Regions from separate parts of the Homo sapiens genome. Here region 2 is linked to region 1. A link is a loop called in an ENCODE intact Hi-C map of the cell type or tissue named here. Cell type or tissue: IMR-90. All regions are shown on one strand. Links, peaks and the distances in the headings refer to the core of each region. The heading gives the core; the rest is flanking DNA. Region 1 overlaps ADTRP (androgen dependent TFPI regulating protein). Region 2 holds the start of LOC107986567 (a long non-coding RNA gene).

Region 1 (11,083 bases), core at 1,136-9,135:
AAATTTTATGGGTATTTGTATTTTCCTGGAAAAACAGTCTATAGATATTTTCAGGTTCACAGAGGAGCCTCTTCCCTCAAGGTTGAAAACCACTGAGTTGTACCAAGGTATGTAGACTGTGGGTGACCTATGCCCAGGGCTGGGGCTGAATTGAGGGTGAGGAATCAGGAAGGGTGGGAGGAGTTTGCAATGCTTGGGATGAAGAGTGGCTGACCTTACTCACCCCCACTTAGCAGCCCAACAATTTCACACCAAGCTTATGGGTGGCAGAGAAAAATCTGTGATTGGGTCAGAATGCTAATGATATCATCTTGCATGCTATGACTGAGGGAGAAACTAGAAGATTTTAAGTTTTACTCCCTGGGCATTTTGACTTCCCAGCACATCCCTGGGAGACGGCTCAAAGGCCATCCAGGCCAACTAGCCATGCCTTGCTCATGAGTTACAGTCAGGCCAGGACAGGTAGGGCACAGAACCCCTCCTGTCCATGTTCTTCCTTCAGCAATAACCATGTCCCTCCGCCTAACACCAGTATGCCACTGCCTTGTGTAAGCATTCACTCACTATTTCAACTTCGTGTGTGTACATTAGACTCAACCAGATTTAAGATTGCTAGATGTCAAAACCCTCAATAAATATCAATCATAGTGTCACACGCATAGTGGTACTTAACTGCTCTTTTTCAAGTGAATAAATGACAACATATTAAATAACTAGGTGGCTGTATCTGGGACTTTCTCCAATTTAAAGAGCCAGGGAAGGTCCTGTCTCTCAATAGCAGATTGTTTTGAAACCCCCCTTAACATCAATGAAACTTTTTCAGTTCTAAGACTCTGTGATCATGGATTGAGAATAAGCTAGTGGATCTTGGCTGGGAATTCTTAAGTTTTACATGAGAATACCTTACATTCATGCAGTCCTTGACAGCTGTTGAAGTTTGCACACACGTTCTCAATAATCATGTACTATTTTCAAAGATAGAAGGGGCTCTGAGGAGTTCTCTGATCTATTTCACCTCTCCTTTGGGGCGACCTGAACAATTTAGGTTGATTTCCAGAGAAATAAGTCCCCCAGCTCCCCTCGGGTTAGGATCTGATAATTTTCTCAGTTACTGAGAGTCCTCTTACTGCTATTTAAATCTGTCTGCTCTGATTCTATCTTTAGTAGGCATTTAGATAAGACCTGAGGAGTTAATGTTTTCCTGGCAAAACCTGAAGGGCTACTTTGCTGTTCTTTCCCTTGTTTTATGAAGACTGGAGAACTGCTTAGCACTAAAACAGTCAGATTGATCTACTTTAATTAAGGTGCCCTGTCCACGGTGGATGCAAATATCTCACTGATGTTTCTATTTAGTCTGAATACACAACAAAGGCAGGAAAATGTCTGTTAGAGACACAATGTGCTTAGAACAGTCCTGCTGCAATGACAAGTTTCCAATGAGCTGCAAGGGTTGAGCTGGGAGCAGTCCAAAGACTTGATTAATCATGAAGGTCCTACAACCACACTGTGTCCAAGGGGAGAGTGGTATTTCTTACTTTGACAGATACTACTCATAACAACTGGGGCAGCATCATAAATGGCAATGGGGAAAATATTCCAAAGCTAAGGCTAAAATAGCAAACACAGGGAGTGTTGAGAAATGAAAGAAGCTTTCAGGACAGCATGGCACTGGCGATGGAAGGCAATTGTTCTTCTACTGTGGAAAGGAAAAAGGAGCTGTACAGGGGACAGGGCCAGCCCCATGCAGAGGCACCTAGTACCAAATGCCCAGCCGGACTGCCCGTCATTACTCTGGCTGCCATAGTGGTGATTTCCCAGAATTGTATTCCTTCCTTTGGACTGTCATGGACAGGCACTGGCAAAATGTGGGAAATGTTAACAAACTGACACAGTAGCAGCCATTTCTACCATGAGTTCACACTAGTATTTAAGAACTTGGCAGAGAACATTCCTTGAGGCAATAGGCCAAGAACATTTAATAGTGAGGACAGAAAATGTCCAGAACAAGGAACACAGTCTAGAAGACAGAGATGAGATATACTTATTAGGACACTTAATTTGGAGCAGACACCAAAAGAAGGCAGGAAGTTTGGGAATGACTGTGTTAGGGACACCTGAGGCCAATTTTGCTGATACCAACATTTTTCCTAAGATGGATCTGTTGAGAGTTTCTTCAATCAAACTAAGAGAAACACAGAAACATCTGTATATGACCTGGGGTAGCTTCCTCCTCCTCTTCTCTCCTTGTCACCATTGTTCCACTTCCTTTGACCCTTGCTCCTTTTCTCTGAGGGATTCAGGTTACTTGAATGACCAAAGGGCAAGGGGCAAGGTCCACAGCACCCCTCAGCTTGTGAGGCACAAAAATATTTAAGCATCTCCGTTGCACAGTATCTGCCTTGCTAATTAGCTCACGGATGTGATGTATGTTATCCAGCTCTCTGCTTCCAAAATTATCACAAATCCATATGGCTGTTTATTTAGCAAGGTCACAAATATTGGACACCATCATCATAACTATTTGAAAGAAATCCAACTTTACATCAACCCTGAAGTGGGGGGGAGATGGTAGTCATTGTGAAAAAAGCTACAAGATGAGCACACAAACCTTGAGAAGATGTTTGCTAGGTGCATTTGGCACCACATAAAAGATACTTATAAGACTCTGCTTTGTTATTATTTTAGTAACAGCTAGCTCAGCCAGTAGTTTCAAATCTCTTCATTTTCTTAGAATTTTGGTTTAGTAGCATACAGATGAGGATTCTTTTTTTTTTTTTAAGTAAGAATTCACACTTTGCTGTATTGATCAAGCAAAGCGAGGTCCTTTTGATTGCCTGGTGAATTAGGAAACAAAACCAGATCGAATCACAAGTTCTGGACTTACTGCAGCAAAAGGCAACGAAGGGTGCATTAGCCTCGGATTTCCATCCTAGCTGTGCCTCCTATGAGTTCAGTGGCCTCAGGCACATCACTTATCCTCTCTGAGCTTTTATTTTATCTTATTTTTTCATTTGTAAAAATCAGGATTATAGTAGTTCTCTAAAGAAGGCTGTGTGAATTAAATGAGCCCATACCTGAAAAACATGCTTTGGACAATATAAAGTACCATTTCTTAAAAAAAAAAAAAAAAAAAAAAAGCAGGAATATTCACTACATCAGTGTCTCAGATTAACATTCATGGGAAACTGGGAAGGTGAAGAGTTTGACAAGAAAAAGTTGAGAGGAGGAGGGTTCCTGAGAGGTCAGACTTACGTAAGGTAGTTCTGGTCCTGAACTCCAAAAGAGTTCAGAGCTGTGGTCTATTAGTCAGTCAATCATCAATAACTGACTGAGCACAAAATTTAAGCTGAAATTAGTTTTTTTCTGGAGACTGGGGCTTGTGGCAGGGGCAGTGTTAGTGGACTGAGTTGCTTTTCTGAGTTGGTCATCTTGTGAGTTTTAAGACCATGGAAAGATGGGCAAGAGTGAGGGTGGAAGAAAGTCTGTGAGTGAACTTTTGAGGAGTCTTGACATGCCACTTCCTTGTGCCTTTCCCCTGGTTTGTTTTTTTTTTTTTTTTTTTTTGAGGCAGAGTTTCACTCTTGTTGCCCAGGCTGAAGTGCAATGGTGCGATCTTGGCTCACTGCAACCTCCGCCTCCCAGGTTCAAGCGATTCTCCTGCCTCAGCCTCCTGTGTAGCTGGGATTACAGGAGCGTGCCACCACACCCGGCTATCCCCTGGGTATTTAAATGTCATTACCTTCACAGAATCTGAGACCTTTTTATAATCTCCTGGTTGATGTGGAGATACATTTGTAAGTATTGAGAAGCTGAGTTAGGTATTTGAACAATTACTTTGTTCACATTGTGCCGATGATTCAGTTATCCTCCTCCAACCGAGACCTGGCAACCTCATGCCAGCCTTGCTTGTTTGGGTCCCTGTTACTGATATTCAGGTTCCAGTGACCTAAAAATCTCAGAACAGCCTCTGTTTACTATTCGGCCTCTCCAAAACACAAGCCTGAATAAAAAACCAAATGGAAATGTATTCCTAGAAATATGTAAATGTTAATCCCATTTGTGATGCAGAATCGTGACAAAGTGTGTTACTTAAGTAGCTGCTGCTCAGCTATGAGATATTCTTTGGATGTTGGGGTGGGCTTTTTTTTTAAAGCTTACTTCATTCCATCCACACATCGGAAGTTTATGACATATTTGCAGAAGTCACTTCTCTTTCAGGCCTGTCCTCTCAGAACTGTGTGTCTTTTCAAAGACTTCCTAAGCAACATGGCAGACTCTCACCTGGACATCTCCTGTGTTCTCAGTAGACTCACTGTAATTATAGCACTGGCTTGTGTTCATTTCATACCTTCAATATGCCCTTTAAATAAACAGTGATGAGGTAGATTGGATGCTGGGAATTGAGACATTTGGAAACATAGATAAGGCACTGTGGAGTTTTCAGTACAGAGGCTATTGGTGTTCTGAGTTCACTGAATTTTCCCCTCACTCACCATTGCATGATTCAGCCACACGGGGATGACAGTATCTAGGACCTTGGGGTAAATGAGATCTCGATTGTAGAGAAAGAGGATCCAGAATGCCAAAAATACAAACTGGAAAATAAAACACAAAAAATAGCATCATTAGGCTTGTTTTTAATCAGAGCTTTCTAAGATAATCAAGGAAACACAGCTAAATAAAAACAGACAACCATTTTAAAGATATCTTACATATACATTATAGGAATGTAGTACATATACATTACAGTAATTCTACAATAAGCATTCTTCCCTTTATTTCATTGCTATATCTGCTCTTTCTGGGGATTCCTCAATGTGCCAGAGAGTTAGAGATCAATTATTTGTCATCGTGGCAGGCAGAGAAGATATGAATAAACAGGATTCCCAGACCATTAGTCATTTATTTTAACCAATAACTTCTTTTTCTAAACTTTCACCAGGAATGCTGAGAGTAGGCACATGGAGTAGCTTGAGTCATACACGTTCCTTGTCCACCCTCTAAATAGGCATGGCTAGGGGAAGCAGGAAGCCTGAGAACCATAAGTGCCAATCTCCCTGGAAAATGCACAAGCTAGCTGACTGAGGGCTGGATCTCCCTGGTGCTCAGAACTTTGAATTGATCTCCTCTTGTACTCCTTGCCTCTCTTGTCAAAGCATCTATCCTCTATGCTACGAAGTCAACGCATAGATAAGGAAGTTAAAAACTATTAAACTTCTGATCTTCCTATCTTCTGACATTTCACACACTCCATTTCTAAGCCTCAAAAAATAAACAGACTTCACTGTTGATTTTAAAAACTTGGCTATAGCCAGACTTGGTGGCTCATGCCTGTAATCCTAGCACTTTGGGAGGCCAAGGCAGGCAGATCACTTGAGTTCAGGAGTTCGAGATCAGCCTGGGCGACATGGCAAAACCATGTCTCTACCAAAAATACAAAAAAGTAGCCAGGTGAGACAGGAGGATCACTTGAGCCTGGGAGGTTGAGGCTGCAGTGAATCGAGATCACACCACTGCACCCCAGTCTGGGCAACAGAGTGAGACTTTATCTCAAACCCCTCCCCTACCCCCCAAAACCAAAAAGCTTGGTCATTAGAAGATTTTACGTGGGCAGAGGTAGAGGTATCCTGCAAAGTAATAGGTATCCTTGCTTTGTTATCAGAGAACTCACTAGGGCTTGGAGAGTTGCATTTTGCATTTAAATTAAGTTCTGTACTATAGGAAGCAGGACAATGACAGGTAGAAGAAGGTAGTCATTTCTAATTATAGGCCCTGCTGGGCAGCCAGCATGCCTGATCTCTGTTTATTTCCATTCTAGCTAACGAATGGAAAACATGAACAATGTCATAGAAATGTGGATGGCATCAGCATACCAGCTTACTGTCCCTGCCATATGTCTCACTTCTTCCTGACATCCATCCACTCAGCAACATGAATGAGGCACCCACTGTGTACCCCACACCAGGCTGTCTTTCTCTCCTCGGTTGTCTTTTCCATGTGCCACCTTTGAAGGTCTCATATCTCTTTTCAAAAAAAAAATTATTTGATGGTTTTCCACTTGCAGAAGTAACATATACTTATCGTAGCAAGTGAAACAAGATGTATAAAAGGGGAAAATTCGTCATCTCCCTCCCCAGGGCTCTCCATTCCCATCACCCTGATGGAACCAAGGTTGTCTCAGTTGTATTTTGATTAAGAAAGGTCTTTCAAACTTCCCCATTAGACGGCAATAAGGACCTTGTACCAAGCCTTTGCAGAGGTACAAAAGCTAGTGATAAAGCTGATCACTAATGTGCCATATTTCCTAAAGACACTGGGCAATGTGGCGCAGTCCTCAGACAGGACATTGTTGTAAATGCAGTGGGTGTGGTTTCCAATTATGGGCTCCCAAACAGCTTGGCTGCCCAGGAGAAGCGTCTGTCCATATGCACATTTCTGTTAGATTATGTACACATCTTTGAAACTTACCGTGGATACAGGAAAAGCCAGAGTGGTGAAAAGCAGGTCTCTGAAGGCAGTTAGGAACTTAATGTCTTTTCCCCCTTTGGTTCTTTTCAGCACATCATCCAGGCAGGTGACCCCGTAGAAAATGGTCTGCAAGAGCTAAATCCATTACAACAAATGAGGGCATTTTCATTTACTTTAATTAATACCTTCTTCACTGATGGAAAACTCCATCCCTCTGAGAGTAATGTGGCTTTGAGAGGGAGAGGGCTGTTGGGTTGTTTTGGTTGAGAGCCAATTCAAGGGCTGGGCTTCCAGCTCATTGGGTCCTGACCCTGCTCGCTAAGACTGATTGAGCAAATTTGTTTAGGGGACAATAATGTGTACAGTATTTAGTGTAATGGACTTGAGCTAACATGGAAACAAAATAAAGAGTCAGCCTAAAAGGGGAATGTAAGGAGATGGATACCTTGACGGCACAGAGGTTGGAAGAACCAAATAAACAGCTCAAAGGCAAAGAGGCAGATACAGGGTGGACAGAGTCAGGAGTCTTCCTGGGAAGGAAAATTAGGAAAAATGCCTAGTGCTGAAATCTCACTAGAGAAACTGGAATCAGGTCAAGAGGACCACCACGAATCTCTGTGCTCTCCCAAGAAAGGCACACAAAAGGGTGCCTTGCTCAGCCGAAGAAGAGCCGGTGCACTTTCTTCCTTAAATAGGGCACCTGCAGGCCTCACCGAGACAATCTGGCCGTGGCAGCAATTTAAATCCAAGGGGATAGAGCAAGCCATGAGCGCTGGTGGGTTACTAAGTGCTGTGTGGCCCCCAAAGCCAGGAGAAAGAGAAGGAGGGTATTTTTCAAGAAAGTAATACGATATGGAAGGCAAGCTTTGTACATTCTTGTTGCTTTGTACAGTTCTGTGGTTTCTCATTTAAGAACTGGTAGGTCATGAAGATATGGAGTTTGGGGGGTGGGGTTAAGTTAGGCTTGCGACAGAATCCATCCAAATCCTTGAAAGCCCTGGACTGGTACAAGAGGGGTGGTCTGGACTCTGCTTTTAGGGTATAAGTCAGGAAGGTTCTAGAGCCTGGGGAGCTGGGCTGGGGATTGATCAAGGTGGCTGTTGGGGAACAATCTTTGAGCTCTGGACTCTAGGAAAGACCTAGCAAAGTCAGCCACATGCTGCTCCTGGGCTGAGGGCGTAGGCAGGAAATGATACAGAGGTGGGTCAGACCAGCTACACCCATCACCCAGGAGCTTGTTAGAAATGCAGGACCTCCATCCTATCCCAGACTACGGAATCAAAATCTCTGGAAATGGGGTCCAAGAGTTTGTTTTTTAAGAAGCTTCTCCAGAGCTTGTTAAAGATTGTTTATCTGGGTGGGATGAGGGGAGAAATTGAAAAACTACCTATTGGGTACTAAGCTGATTACCCGGGTCACAAAATAATCTATACTTATATAACAAACCTGCAAATGTACCCTTGAATGTAAAATAAAAGTTAAAAAAAAAAAAGAAATTTTTGGCCAACCTTATTAAGATACACTTTACAGAATATAAAATATAGATTTTAAATGTAGAAAAAGATTATTTAATCTTTATGTAGGCTAAAGCTAGAACCACTGAATGAGACCCAAGTTTAGCCCTCAAAAATCTTACTACTCAAAGCTATAAAGCGGACTTTTATTCATTACTTGGTATGTGCCAGGCACTGAACTGTGTTTCATTCTCATAACAACCTTACGAGCCAAGTCCTATCATTAGACTCCCCCGCCCACCACCATTTTACAAACGAGGAAACAAACCTGCCTAAAGCTTCCTGGCTGGTAGATGTCAAACCCAGCAGTCCTGTTCTTGAGCTAGACTTCGAAAAAATAAAAAAAATTATCAGGTTTCTGAGCGTAGTTCAGATAAAGCATTGTGGGAGGTCAGAAGAGAGACAATTATCTCCAGGTGGGAGAATGAACGACCACTTCACAAACCACCGCTGCCTGGTTCCCACCCCCAGAGATTCTAATGTAATCAGTCTGGGGCTAGGGCCTAGGGGTTGGGATTTTTAAAATCCTCCCAGGTGATTCTAATCACGGGCAGCTGAGGCTGAGAACCACCTGCCTGGAGGAACTTCCGTTTGGAAATTCAGACCCTGCAGTCTCAAGAGAGGCGGGGCTGGGGAGATGCAGGCTGTTGAGCCCTCCTGTGGAACAAGATTGCAGGAAAGGGAGAGAGGAGAGGGGAGAACAGAAAAGCAGGCAGCAGACAGCAGGGAAAGGTCCTTGTCTAAGGGACAGGAAGGGAAAGGGACATAAAGGTACTAAAGAACGGCCGGGGGTAGAAGAGCCAGAAGATAGGAAATCATGGGCCCTGGGGTGGAGGAGCTTTCGAACCAGAAAGGGGTGTCCCAGGGAGGGGTGGGGCAACAGCTTTAAATGGCAGGAAGGGGTTGCCACCCTAATACTTCTCATTATTGCTGGTGATTTTGACATTCACACCCTCAGGGCTGCAGAATTTGGATGTGTAGTCATTTGCACAGGGAGTTGGGAGAAGTTCCCTCCTCTCTCCCTCCCCCACCAGTAGCCTCGCCTCACCCTGGTTTCACTTCCAGCCGCTCAGGCCGCAGCAGGCCAGGCTGCTGCTGTAGTTAGGAAGAGCAGGCACAGGCTTGGGCCCAGGGGAAGAGGCCTGCGCTGTTCTATCAGCAGGGCAATTAATCCCATCCTGAGCCTGGGCCAGGCCTTCCCTCTCTGGGGAGAGGCCGCCTCCGCCCGGCGTGTGAAGTCCATGTGACCTGCTTTCCTCAGGCTGGAGCTTCCTAGAGTCATCGTGAGTCAAGCTCCTCCTGACTTTCTCCTGCCTCTCCCAGTCACAGGATGTGGAAATCGGATTGGGGGAAAGAACGCATTACTCAGATCCTCCGGGCCTTCTCCATCAATAAAAACTTGCTTTACACCTCCAACTTGTCAATCCCCTCTCCCTCTCCACCCCAGCTCACGGTTACTTCTCAGGCTTATGGCACACGGGCCTCTCTAGGTGCCCACGGTGTGTGCCAGGCAGCCCTGTCGCCATCGAGCTTACTCAACATTGAGGCGTCTTTGTCCGAATTCACCACAAGCAGGTGGAACCCCCGCGTGGGGGCTCAGGAGGGAGGCACTAGGGAGCCGCCAAGGAAAAGAAACCTGCAAGAGCTGGGGCGTGAAGGGGCTGCCAGGAGCAGCTGGGGCACACGGAGAGCGAGAGAGCCTCTCCCAGGCTCCATGGGGAGGCTTCCAGGAGGGCAGCAGGGACAGGTGTGGATCAGCCCATCCCACCCGAACGGTCTGCTTATTCTCCAAAGACGATGCAATGTTTATAAAACTCAGGATGAGCTTGACTCACGATAACAGACGGAGCGATCAGGGGAGGCAATGTTAGCTGTTATGGGCTAATTTATATCCCCCACCAACCACCACCAAATTCATATGTCGAAATCCTAACCTCCAGGACCTCAGAATATGACTGTATTAAAGTGGTGATGAAGTTAAAATGAGGTCACGATGGTGCACCCTAATTCACTATGACTGGTGTCCTTATCAGAAAGGGAGATGAGGACTACAGACACACACAGAGGGAAGACCACGTGAGGGCACAGGGAGAAGGCGGCCATCTGCAAGCCAAGGACAGAGGCCTCAGGAGAAACCGACCTTGCCCACATCTTCAACTTCCAGCCTCCAGAACTATGAGAAAATCAATTTCTGTTGTGTAAGCCCAGTCCATGGTAGTTTGTTACGGCAGCCCTAGGAAACTATACAGTAGCATTAAAATATGATCGCCACAACTGGTCTTCTTTTGAGACTCTTACAACAAAATTACTATCATTTACATTTCACAGCTATTTTGGCCGCCCAGAAAAGCCCAGACGTAACGGCATCTACTTATTCTAAGTTTATTTCAGACCTGCTGCTCCCTGATTTATCCTTTCTCCTGGTTCTTCCCTAATTCTGTTCCCACTGCGTGTTCCGTGCCTTTTCCTGAAATGCTGCTTCTGAGTTCGTTAGCTGTCTTTTGTTTCTGTTGCTAGCTGACAAACTAACACCTGCGACAAAGCTGAATTGACACTTTTAAATAACTAATGCAATTCAAAAAACTGCAGTTAAAGGATATTTAGTTTTTACATTCATGTGTTTTCACAAACCCACAAAAATCTTCAAATCGTGGAAGCTTAGCCTTTCCAAGTCATCAAGCTTATCTCTTGCCTTTAAGCCAGAGCCCTCTCTCTTTAAACTACCTTAGGAAATGAGAATTTCTTCTATTTAAAAAGTAATTCCAGGGAGGGAGATTCCACAAGTTTCCTGAGCAAGACATTACAAGTCTTATTGGATGAGTCAAGTAATCCAACACCTAACTCAGGACTGTGCCTGACTCAGCCAGGCGGGACTTTCTTATTTCTCTCCTTTGAAATGATGCAAGAATTTGCGGTGGAAGACTACACCAGAAGAAAACAGCAATTGGGGGCTGTGATGAGTCCTTTATATAACAGTGGTGGTTGTGTTTGGGGCAGGTACTTTGCCAAGTATATCTGTATTCGTATGGAATATAGGATTTCTGTCATCATTCATACACATTTAACTTAAGAAACTGAGATTAAAGGATGCAATAAAGAAC
Region 2 (11,083 bases), core at 1,296-9,295, 49 kb after region 1:
TCCTGCTTTATCATTCAACAGCCTAAATTTAGTTCAACACTCCATCTTTACAGTACAGATTTCCAGTGCACCATCAGAAGCCGAAGTAACTGTGAGTGGGAGGCATTGGAGCCGGCTGGGAGGTAAGCATTCGGGCCAGCAGGGAGGAGGAGTCGCCCATGTAGCAGTGCTGGATGACAACATTCCCACACTGCCCTCGGACACATCACAGACCCTGGTACCACAGGATCCCTCTGATTCAACTGAAGAGAGATGCAGAGCTGCATGCCACCAAGTAACTAATTCGTTCTTCTCTTCTTATATCCATTGAGCAGTGTGCAGTGTTGGCACAATGCACAGTACTTGTTAACCACTCCAGGAAAAGAAAGAGCCACTCATTCTGATTAGCTGTCAGAACTAATTTTAAGCTATGTTATTATATGGTAAAGAGGAAAAAGGAAATACAAGGAAACTGTACTTAAAGCCAGTGCCTAATCAGGTTTTTTCCCCTTCGTCTGTTTCATACAAAAGCTCCCTGGAATCACTGGTGTGAACCATTTCATTCCCCTCTTCCGGTGTTAATTACATGTGATATTCTAAAATATACACTCCTCTCTCCAAGTAGACCAAACCGAGCCCTTTGTAAATTGCTCATTGCCCATTCGTTTTCCCCAGCAGCTCCACCTCATTTCCTTGTACCTCCTGTTTCGCCGTGGGGCCACAACTCCAGCAGCACTAAGTATAGAGTAATTATTTCTGCCAGAAACATTCCCCCTAAAAAGGGCTGGGCTGAGTTTGGTGTATGTATGTGTGTACTTGAAAGAAAGGCATATAATAATATCAGGCCTCTTTGTTTTCCCTCTTTTAATACCCACCGGTTCTCCAAGATGTCATTGGCAAACACAACAGCATTTGCTTTTGTTCCCTTTACAAATATTTTCCTCTCAAGGCCTATTTCTTTCTTAAAACTGCTGCGTGTCTCACTATGGAAAGCAATAGTTCTCAATTAGTAGACTGAATGAACTCTGCCTGTGTGGTTTTGATTTAGGAAATATTTACTAAGCTTTTGGTCTAAAACTCCCCAAAATCTGGAGCAGCTGATAGTCTCTTGGGTAAGTGAAAGCAACTCAAATGGTAGGTATTTGTGTTTCAGGTGGGAGTGGGGGCAGAAGAGGGGCCTTGGGAAATCCAGTTAATCTATCTATCACTTCTTTTCCAATCATGTCATTATCCATTCAACAAATAATTGCTGAATGCCTAATATGTGCTTGCTGCTCTTGGGTGAGTTGGGACCACCAAGCGTGACCATTCAACCCAAGGAGAACTCTTATTACTCTTGCAGAAACAGAGCTGGGCATTCTGTAACAGTCTAGAGATTTTACTGGAGTAAGGGACAACCATATGATTTGTCTTTTGGCATAATACAAATTATATTCATTTTTTAAAATAAAAAAATTACTTACTTTTGTATCTTATGGTAAGCATTTCTTCCAATATAGGGAAATGCTAAATGTCTCCAGATTTCTGCATAGGGCTTACATGTTGCACAGATTTGTGACAATCTTGAGATTTGGTTCCTTGAATGGAGTCTCTAATACAAGCTTTCTACTTAGATTGAATGATCAGCCTTGATGGTCCCAACTTGCCCAGGAGTAGCAAGCACATAGTAGACATTTGGAGAGAATCCATCTTTCTATCAGCATAGATTTGGACTAGAAGGTGTCAATGGAAGACCCAGAGATTTAGAATGGAGAATCCAAGTGGTAGAATGAGTTATGAATAGTGGAATGGATTCATTAGATTTAGATTCTTAAAGAGGCCAAGTTGGACTAGATTCTAGAAAGACTGTGGTTAGAGGTACTATTTTTGTTCAAGAACAGAAAAAGGTGAAGTAATACATACTTATGTACAACCAATCAAATTAAACATCTACTATATAAGAAAGATGATGTGAAAAATAATCACATACTTCTATTAACAGAGTTATCCAAGTGGGCTGAATCATGCTTGTGAGTCCCACGTGTGGTACCCAGAACAGAAGAGAAGAATCACACCTGTGCACTGGGCCACATTTCACTTAGGTCCAGGGCACTCCCAATAGGAGGAAGAAACAGCTCCCCCTCAGAGTTATTTTGTCATGAAGAGTCTGGATTTCAGAGTTCCAATGCCCAAGTTAAACAGCTTAAGCTTGGGGGGCCAAAATTTTTTCACAAAAGTGTCACCTATGTGCAATAGGACCTGTGGCTCTTAACCGCCTGAGTTTTCCAGAGTATCAGTGAGTATTCCTTGAGCAGAAACATGATCTTAATGGACTTCTTGGCATGGAGTGGCAGGGTGTGGGTGCATTCTGGATAACTGGACTTTCCCAGTGTTTGAAATTGTGCCATTTGGTTTCCTGACAACTGCTATGGAAAGTTGGGAAAGACAGAAGGTGAAAAGAATCCAGACATATTTTTATCTAAATAATGACATCTTAAAGACAGGCACTGAATGGCCTATGCAGCCCTCACTAGTAGAGGATGTGCAAAGAACAGCAGAATGAAGTCGGAGGCAGCTTTCTTTCCTGTTCCCCTTGGGGACTTTACAGCTGTCTCCTCTCCAGCCCTTCCATATCCCCTACAACTACCAATTATCTTGAGAATCAAAAGCAGCTTTTGTTCAAGCAAAAAATCAATATGTCTTATCTTTGAATATCTCCAAGAGTATTCAAGCTAAATGGGCTTTCTTAAAAGACACATCAGCCAGGACTCCCGAATTAACAGAAGTGATGAGCCTGTGTTTATTAGGGAGCTTCAAAAAGATTAACACGAAAACAATGCCCCGTTCCCCCTCAGGAAATATTGGACAGATACCCAGATATCCGTCTGCCATAGAGATTGAGATTTTGTTTCACTCAACTTGGAAGAGTTGGGGAGATTTAAATCTTGAAACTAACTGCAGATGAATAATACAAAATTAGAGCTTGCCTTGATGTTCCCACCAGGGACACATCCATCTCATTATTAGGTCACTCTGCGTTTGGGGCCTCAACTGAACTTCCCTCTGGCTGGAGATAGTTACACTGTACAACAGTATTTCTCACACTTTAGTGTGCACACAAATCACTTGGGATCTGATTAAAATGCAGATTCAGTAGGTCTGAGGAGCGCCCAAGGATCACAGGTAATGCTGACGATCCATTGAGCACACTTTGAATAGCAAGGATATTGTAAATGTACTCCAATTGTAAATGAGCCAAAAGACATGGGTTCAATCCAAGTAACTTGACTTTGTACAAGTTACTTAATCTCACTAAAATTCTGATTTTTTTTCTCTACAAAATGACAAAGACATTTGCCTCACAGTATTAAGAGTTCAATGAGATAATCAGTAAAGCACTTTATAACTCTACATTGGTTGGTGATCTTGAAGCTTTCTAAGGGGAAATAAGTGCTTGCTTGGATTGTCCACCAAGCATGTATTGGGCAGCTGGTATCCTATGGGCTTTTCCCAGCAGAACTGAGAAGAGGAAGGTGGGGGAGCCCAGCTTCTCGGTGACTGACAGTCTCCATGGCTGCTGTCTTGGGGAGTGGAAGGGTGAGCAAAGGTTAAACTGATTATGGTGCTGCCATCAGAGGCTGGTTGAGAGGCCCCTGGAGAGTGCAAGAGCTAGCTGTGTTCCCTCTTCAGTTCTGAAGGAAAGCCAAGGATACCTATTTCTCTTTCGATTCTGTTTCTTATTAAAGACAAAGGATGGAATATAGAAAAATTTGCTTTAACTGAGATGTTGGAATGAATGAATTTTAGAGACAGATGGAGTGATTCTCTCCTAAGATTAAAAGTGATAACTCATGGAAAAGGCCTTTGAGACCGAAGGCCCTATTATTGTGGAAGCTCATTGTTGAAAAAGACCAACTGGGCCACACGCTGATCATGTTGAATTGGCAAAAAGCTTATAATTCATCCAAATGAAAGTGGCTTCCCTGGGTCTTGGATGGTTATGCAGGGTTAGAGTTAGTGTGAGAGCTATGAGAGATGGCTAGGGTAAAGGTCAAACAAAAAACACATTCCCTTGAATAATCATGAAACTTCTGAAGCAAATGCATATGAAGCCCCTATGATGTTCTGTAATGTTTCTCTAAATCCCTTTTTGCTTTGGTTTTCTGCCAGAAATGGATGCAGATGCATCAGCTACCTCACAAGGAAAACCTGTTCTCACAAGTTTTATCGCACCACTTGGCAGAGAAAAAGGCTTGGGTAGAGGCTGAGAACTTTCACATATAACCAGAAAGCTCGGGAATTCAGCCATCTTGACTTACCACCCACCGCTGAAAAGAAACTTTCGCAAACTCTCAGAGCCAGGATCTAAGAGTCCCCTCCTAATCAGAAAAGGAGGAAACTCTACAAGGTCCAACTTTCTCTTTAAAGGAAATTCTGTAGATGGCTACAAAGCCAGGTCATTTTAGAATTTCTCACGGTAATGAGGAGCTCAAAGACTGGTTGGCATGGTTCTCTTACCTCTATCCTTTTCGTCTCTTTCCTCCCAGCCTCCATTGGCCCAAGGCAAGTTCCCTCAGAAGACTGCACTCCCAGGAAAATGCCAAGCTGGAGCTGGGAGGGATGAGGGCTGGTATAAAAAAAGGAGCAGGAAGAGCAGTTCTTTCTATTTGGGCCATTCTATGTATTTGGAAGTCCATGAGAAATATAAGAAGGGCTCACTCTAAAGAGTAAACAATGTAGATGGCAGGATATGTGACTGGGAATCTGCTGAGAATGTCTTCACATTACTCACAAGTTAATAATTTCCCTAAGAGTGGGAGTTTCTTGAGGATGTTTAGGATTTATTTTTAAGCCTTTTAGAGCTTTGGAATAACACTCACAGTTTCTTTTTTACTATTTTCATGGTGTTCAGAGATTTCAAGCCCACATTTTAGAACCCACCCACCTTCAACAGATGTAGACAAATTAGAAATACGCAGGGACCTCTCAAACTCATTACAGAGCTTATTTGGAACATGTGAATTATATATGCATTTTCTACCTCATTATCTTCATGGGACACTGTATATTGATTTCATTGTAAATCTGCAATGGTAGCATCTCACTGTATATAACCTGCAACTGTGTCCCCAAGCTATTATCATTTGTGCTAATGACAATGCTACCTCCTTTTCACAATTAGTGCTGTGGAGTATATAAGTCAAGAGGCATTTGCTACGAACCTACTAGGTAGATACCAATGCACTAGGGCCTGGGAGGGAAATATGCCCTCAGAAGATTTGCCCCTCCCTGCCTGGTAAAAGAGGCTTCTGAAAAATTATAAAGGGAGGAAAAAACCAGTGAGGAATCTGCATTTCAATCAGATCTGCCCGTGTTTCCAGGTTACCTGATGGGAAAACAAACCATCGAGCTTGCTTACCATTTGTTGATTTCACAGATAATTTTATTCCAAGTGTGAGTAGACCTAAAAGACATGCAAAGATCAATGCAATGTGATTAAATGAGACTGAATCAATAAATTCCAAAAAGTATGGCACACAGTAAGAGTATAATAAATATTGGCTCTTATTATTATCATCATCATACTTATCATTATTTCTGTCATCAAAGACCTCTAAATCTAGTAGAATACATGACATGTATTGCTAATACAATGAAGAAAATATACAGATTATATTGTTGGCACAGATAAAATTCTGTAAGAATTCAGAAAAAAAAGAGAAAATAATTTCAGACTGAGGATAAGAATTGAAGACATATAATAATAAAGAAGTCCAATACCCTTATTCCCTCAGTATGATGTGTCTGAGAAGTATGGTAATACGCCCTTCATACAAGCACTCCAAGTATTCCTGATTTCCTTAATAATATACTATGGCTCTATGCACCATTAATTGATTCCAATCCTTTCAAGATCTGTTTATATATTTAGTCATTTGACCATTAAATAAGGGGGTCTCCAAGCCTATTGTTTGCCAAGTGTCTTTTTTTTTTTTTTTTTTTTTGAGACGGAGTTTCACTCTTGTTGCCCAGGCTGGACTGCAATGGCATGACCTCTGCTCACCGCAACCTCTGCCTCCCGGGTTCAAGCGATTCTCCTGCCTCAGCCTCCCGAGTAGCTGGGATTGCAGGCATGTGCCACCATGCACAGCTAATTTTTTTGTATTTTTAGTAAAGACGGGGTTTCTCCATGTTGGTCATGCTGGTCTCAAACTCCCGACCTCAGGTGACCCACCCGCCTCGGCCTCCCAAAAGTGCTGGGAATACAGGCGTGAGCCACCGCGCCCGGCCACTGAGTGTCTTTAGGTGGTAGAATTATAGTACTTCTTTGGTAATTCTGTGGTCACTCTATTTTTATCTTCATGATTTTATAATTTTTTAATCTCTTACCAGCCTTGCAGTAGTCTAAGTAAGGAATTTTAATATGTCAATTAATGGCCCCAAAATAATTCATCCAATCACTTGACTCTTTGAAATGCTTCCTGCAGGTCTCTAAACTCTCAGTTATCATTTTAAGGTATGATAACAGAACAGTACACAGAAGTTCTTGTGTAGATGTACTTTCGTTAGGTTTAAGAAGGTGATGATGTTTCCATCCTATTGTTAAAAACCCCAAGCAAAGGGACCAGCTTCAGCTTGGCAGGAAAGTGTTCATGTCATGGGCCTTGGAGCATTGCTTGTTATCTAGGTTACAAATAATAATAATAATTATTATTATTATGCTCAATTGTAAATTGGTAATGGCTTTTTATGAAGTTGCCTAAAAGGAAATTGACATAATATGATTAATGTCTCACACATTCTTTTTACTCCTTGTGCTTGTGACTGTATCAATCAGATTACTTATTGAGCACCATTTACATACTCTGCTTTGCGCTGGGCCCCATAGAGATGACTAAAAAAGTATGTGATAGGTCCCCTGTGCTTGAGAAGTTTTAAATCTACCAGAAATGACATGAAATATAAGAAGACAGCACATGATCTCATATGATATCTATAATGAATGTTCTGCAGTAAGTTTCAGGCAAAAAGAGCTTTGAGGAGTTCACAGAGGAGAGAGATCCATGTTGACCAGAGTAGTTAGGGTAGGGGCGGTATTTGGGGGGCTGAGGAGAGCTTTTTTGGTCTACATTGTGGAGCAGAAATGGCCTCTTGTCACAGCCCTTAGTACTCAAGAGCCTTTAGAAGTAAAAATCCCAAGTGGGCTCCTCATCTAATGAAGACTATTCTGTGAGTTCTCGCATGTTTTCAAAGGAGGCAGCTATAAAGAACGGAGTTCTGTGAGTGCTTTCATTCACTCCACATTATTCTCCAGCCGAACCCAATGATCAATCGCCTTTCCCTGAGGAAAATGTCTGAGTTATCTTGTCAGGGAAGATGAAAGTTGGCTGTCATCCTCCTACTTGCCACAGAGGAGAGGGGATTGTTTCTCAGCTGAAAGGGAGCAAGTCTGGTCATATCCTCAACATTATCAGATGTCAAAAAACATCACATCCGCCCCCTTTTGAGAACGTGCCTCGGTGTGATGGTGTGGAGCGATTCACAGTGCAAACACCTGTTTCCCATGATAGGCAAGTGTATGTTTTCTCTTTTCACAGATTAGCCTACACTCCAGGGAAAATTAGTCAGAATAACAGAGCCACAGTGAATTTGGGTCAGGCCGATCCAAGGGCCGGCATCTTGGATTTAAATTCGATCTGCCAGGTTCTTCCTTGGTCACAGCCACACCCTCCCAGCTTCCTGCTACCTGTGGAAGAGGCTTAATGACTGAAAAGGCATGACCTGTGCGATGATCATTCCTAGAAAGTCTTTCCTTTGTTTGCAGTGGTGGACTGTGGGCCATGGGACTGCCTGTAACCAGCACGAACATACAGATAAAGAAGCCTGGATCAAAGCCTCTCAAAGCCAAGCAGAAGCCTCTCTGCCACTCACTCCATAGGCTCATACATCTAACCACCATTAGCTGAACACCTATAACTCTCTGGGCATCTCTCTAGGAACCGCCCATACAAAGATGAGCTCTAAGTCTGGGGAGACATAGGCTGTTTCTCCCAGTGAGAAGAGTTAATGGCAGAAGAGGGCATAGCTCTCCAAAGTCTAAAGGCCTGCATAGTGCTTCTCCTTTTGAGGCTTCTGGAGACTCCAGAGGCCATCTCAGACACGCCATCCACCATCTGATCTGGTAGACCTAAGTTCTCAAGTTGTAGAGCAGCTTAAGTACTAGCTTGGATCTGCTCTGCAGATTTCTTTCTTTCTTTTTTTTTTTTTTATGGAGTCTTGCTCTGTCATCTAGGCTGGAGTGCAGTGGCATGATCTAGTTTCAGGGCAACCTCCACCCCCTGGGTTAAAGCAATTCTCCCTCAGCTTCCCGAGTAGCTGGGATTGCAGGTGAGTGACAACATGCCCGGCTAATTTTTGTATTTTTAGTAGAGATGGGGTATCACCATGTTGGCCAGGCTGGTCTCAAACCCCTGACCCCAAGTGATCTGCCTTCCTCAGCATCCCAGTGTGCTGGGATTACAGGCATGAGTCACCATGCCCAGGCTGCAGATCTTTCTCTTGTTCTTAACTCTTTGCAAAATTGTGTGGGTCAAAGATAACTTGGAACATAGACGAGAACAGCACACCTAACTATGACATCCACTGCCTCCAGAGCTCAAAAACTCACCAGCTGTTATGCCTCTTTCTTGGTGGTAGAAGGTGCAAGATATCACAAATTTGGCTTCATCTCACAGGGAATACCTCCGATCACTGCGCCCCTAGAAACTTCGCCATAGGTTTGGTTTCTACTGTCTGCCACAAGAGAAGTATATGGCAGATAGGGGCTGTTCCTTCAGCCTGGGTCCAGGAGTGAAAAGACACTTGGAACAGGGTCAGGCAGAGCTGCAGACAAGAAGTAGATCTGAGAGCAAGATATAAATGGATGTGGTTACAAGCCTCTGAGATGTGGGAGTTATTTGTTATCACAGCAAGAGCTAACTGATACATCTTCCTATACATTTTATTTCAGCCTAATGTGATTTGTATCCTGATAGATGCCTCATTTTTTCTTATTATCATTTCTTGATTGGCAAATTCAAGTACCCTTTTTCATCTTTTTGTGCCTAAATCCAGGCTTCAATTCACAAGTCAGTTATTTCTTAATCCTTAGTTGGAAATAATTTCTCCAGGTTTAATACCCAAAGCACTTTAGTTGTGTCTTTTTTTACAGTTTATCACTTTCTATCTTGCACTTTATGATTTCTTTGCATGCCTATTGTAGCTACTGTGGTTGATTTCCTAACATCTACTCCATCTAAATCTGTTAGTCTAAACCAAACATTGTAATCCCATCTTTTTATTTGTGATTGTTTTTGCAATGGTATTAGAACAAAATCCTGGTCAATGATAAAATACAAGAAAACTCTGGAGGACTTCCGGGAAAAGTTTCCCTGCTTCCCACCTGCCCCCATCCCCCAAAAAAAAGAGCAAAGAAAGAGACAGAGGTAGCCCTTCTGCCATTACTTCTTTGTCTACTTTGCTAACAGCGTGATGATTAAGCAAACCTAAGGGAAGAGAGCCAGAGCCAAGCTGAAACAAGCACAGAGGAATGCCCTGCGCAGCTCCACGTATATGTCCACTGCAAGCATTCTCCACGGCACCAGTGTGGGCCTTGACCAACACAGACTCAACGAATTTATTTCATAAATAAGTAAAAGGAAAGCCTTTCAGATATTTACATTTTGCATATAAGATCTTTGAACAAAGTGTAAGACAACGACAATTATTGCAGCCTGGAAAGTTGGTAGAGAAACTACTTAATCAAAATCCTCGCGTATACATAGTTTTTAAAGCAAATGAACAAAAAGATAAAATTATTGAGGAAGAACTCCTGCAAAGAAAAAAATAGGGAAAGAACTTTCTGAAACAGATATTCAGTAATCTCACTTTCTGAAGTCTCTGTAAACTAGGATAAAGATTATATGAATTTTCATCTGTACAGGATTCTGCCATAGAATTCCAGTGAGTGCAGCCAAACTAAACAAGGATGGGAACTGGAATTTTTGATCAAAGACCACACATAAAAATAGAGTAGTTTATTATATGAAATAAAATCAACAGATATTTTTGTATTCATATATATATATACACACGTGTAGTAGTTTCATAGAGCGGCCATTCTCCTGTTGCCTCTAAGGACTGCACTGTTTCTCTATTGAACAGAAGAGCAGGTGACTTTTCTTTGGGACCTTTCCACAGCTATGATCTTGAAGCTCCAAAATGGGAAGTCGTCTTTTTGAAGCCTGAAAAAGTTCTGTTACCCCTTGAATTGCTCAACTTCCTAGCATGGAATATATTAATATAAAGCTCCCAGTAAATGAATACTTTAAGTAAGGTGAATGAGGTTCTACAGAGTTTTTGTTTTGTCTTACAAACAGAAGATGTTGGTAAACTGGTCTACTGCCCCATGGACAAGGCGGCTGAGGTGTCAGTCCTTATGAGAAAAAGGACAATTACAAAATCCATTATATAATTATTAATTTCTGGTTTCCTTCAGCCTGGAAAAGAAAAACTCAGTTTTCCCTTGATCTGTGATTCTCCTTCTCCCCCACTTTAAATCCTAAATGCATGGATATTACTGGGGAGAGTAACAAAAGTAAGAGAGACATGGTTACTGGTAAATTTAAAACTGAAACTCCCATTTATGCAACCGATATATTAGGAGGCATGAAATTCTGTCCTACAGCTATTATTTTTTCTCCTTGCAATACTGAAAAAAAAAATTGCTTTATTCAACTGAAATGGTGTGTCTAACATGACAGAATGCTGAAGAATCAATATTCAGTTGCAAAAGTACAGTTATTTATTCTCTCAGACACACAATGAATGATTCTCAGGCATTGATGTGCTCAGCTTGTAAAGGTAGTGCAATCTCAAGGTAGTTGTTCCAGTATGGTGCAGGATTTGAAAATTTTATGTGACATTTCTGTCTTTGGTATCGATTCTCAAGGAAGTGTAAAAATAAAATCATTCTTTATTCTGTGACTCAGTTTACTGCTTTTACAAATGAGCACATTATATGGCAACATTCTTCGCACACAGCCTTGAGAAAAGCAGGCCAGTTGTTCTCCTTTGCTTATTTCCT

What was found. Peaks named below come from ENCODE experiments on the same cell type or tissue, not always from the same donor. Only the 100,000 strongest peaks of a DNase experiment are listed, where the experiment ranks them.
Region 2: a loop joins it to region 1, with 2.7 times the contacts of the local background. A loop is called at or near these places in 7 of 110 quality-filtered maps.

The regions. Positions count from the first base shown.
Region 1 is chr6:11,761,781-11,772,863 of GRCh38, forward strand. It overlaps ADTRP (androgen dependent TFPI regulating protein), which reads right to left. Exons shown (of 6, transcript NM_032744.4): 2 at 6,469-6,603; 3 at 4,494-4,595. Among named protein-coding and RNA genes, the nearest start is that of ADTRP, 11 kb to the right of the region's middle. RefSeq lists a silencer at 1,536-1,778 and enhancers at 8,184-8,707, 8,708-9,229, 9,116-9,410, 9,230-9,753. In IMR-90, for the core only: a CTCF peak has its summit at 4,498; a DNase peak (open chromatin) is centred at 4,981; H3K27ac peaks cover 2,355 bases.
Region 2 is chr6:11,810,790-11,821,872 of GRCh38, forward strand. It overlaps LOC107986567 (a long non-coding RNA gene), which reads right to left and starts at 477. Exons shown (of 3, transcript XR_001743970.2): 1 at 1-477. It overlaps LOC124901257 (a long non-coding RNA gene), which reads left to right. Exons shown (of 2, transcript XR_007059451.1): 2 at 54-274. In IMR-90, for the core only: no CTCF peak of the experiment used is centred there; a DNase peak (open chromatin) is centred at 4,712; H3K27ac peaks cover 355 bases.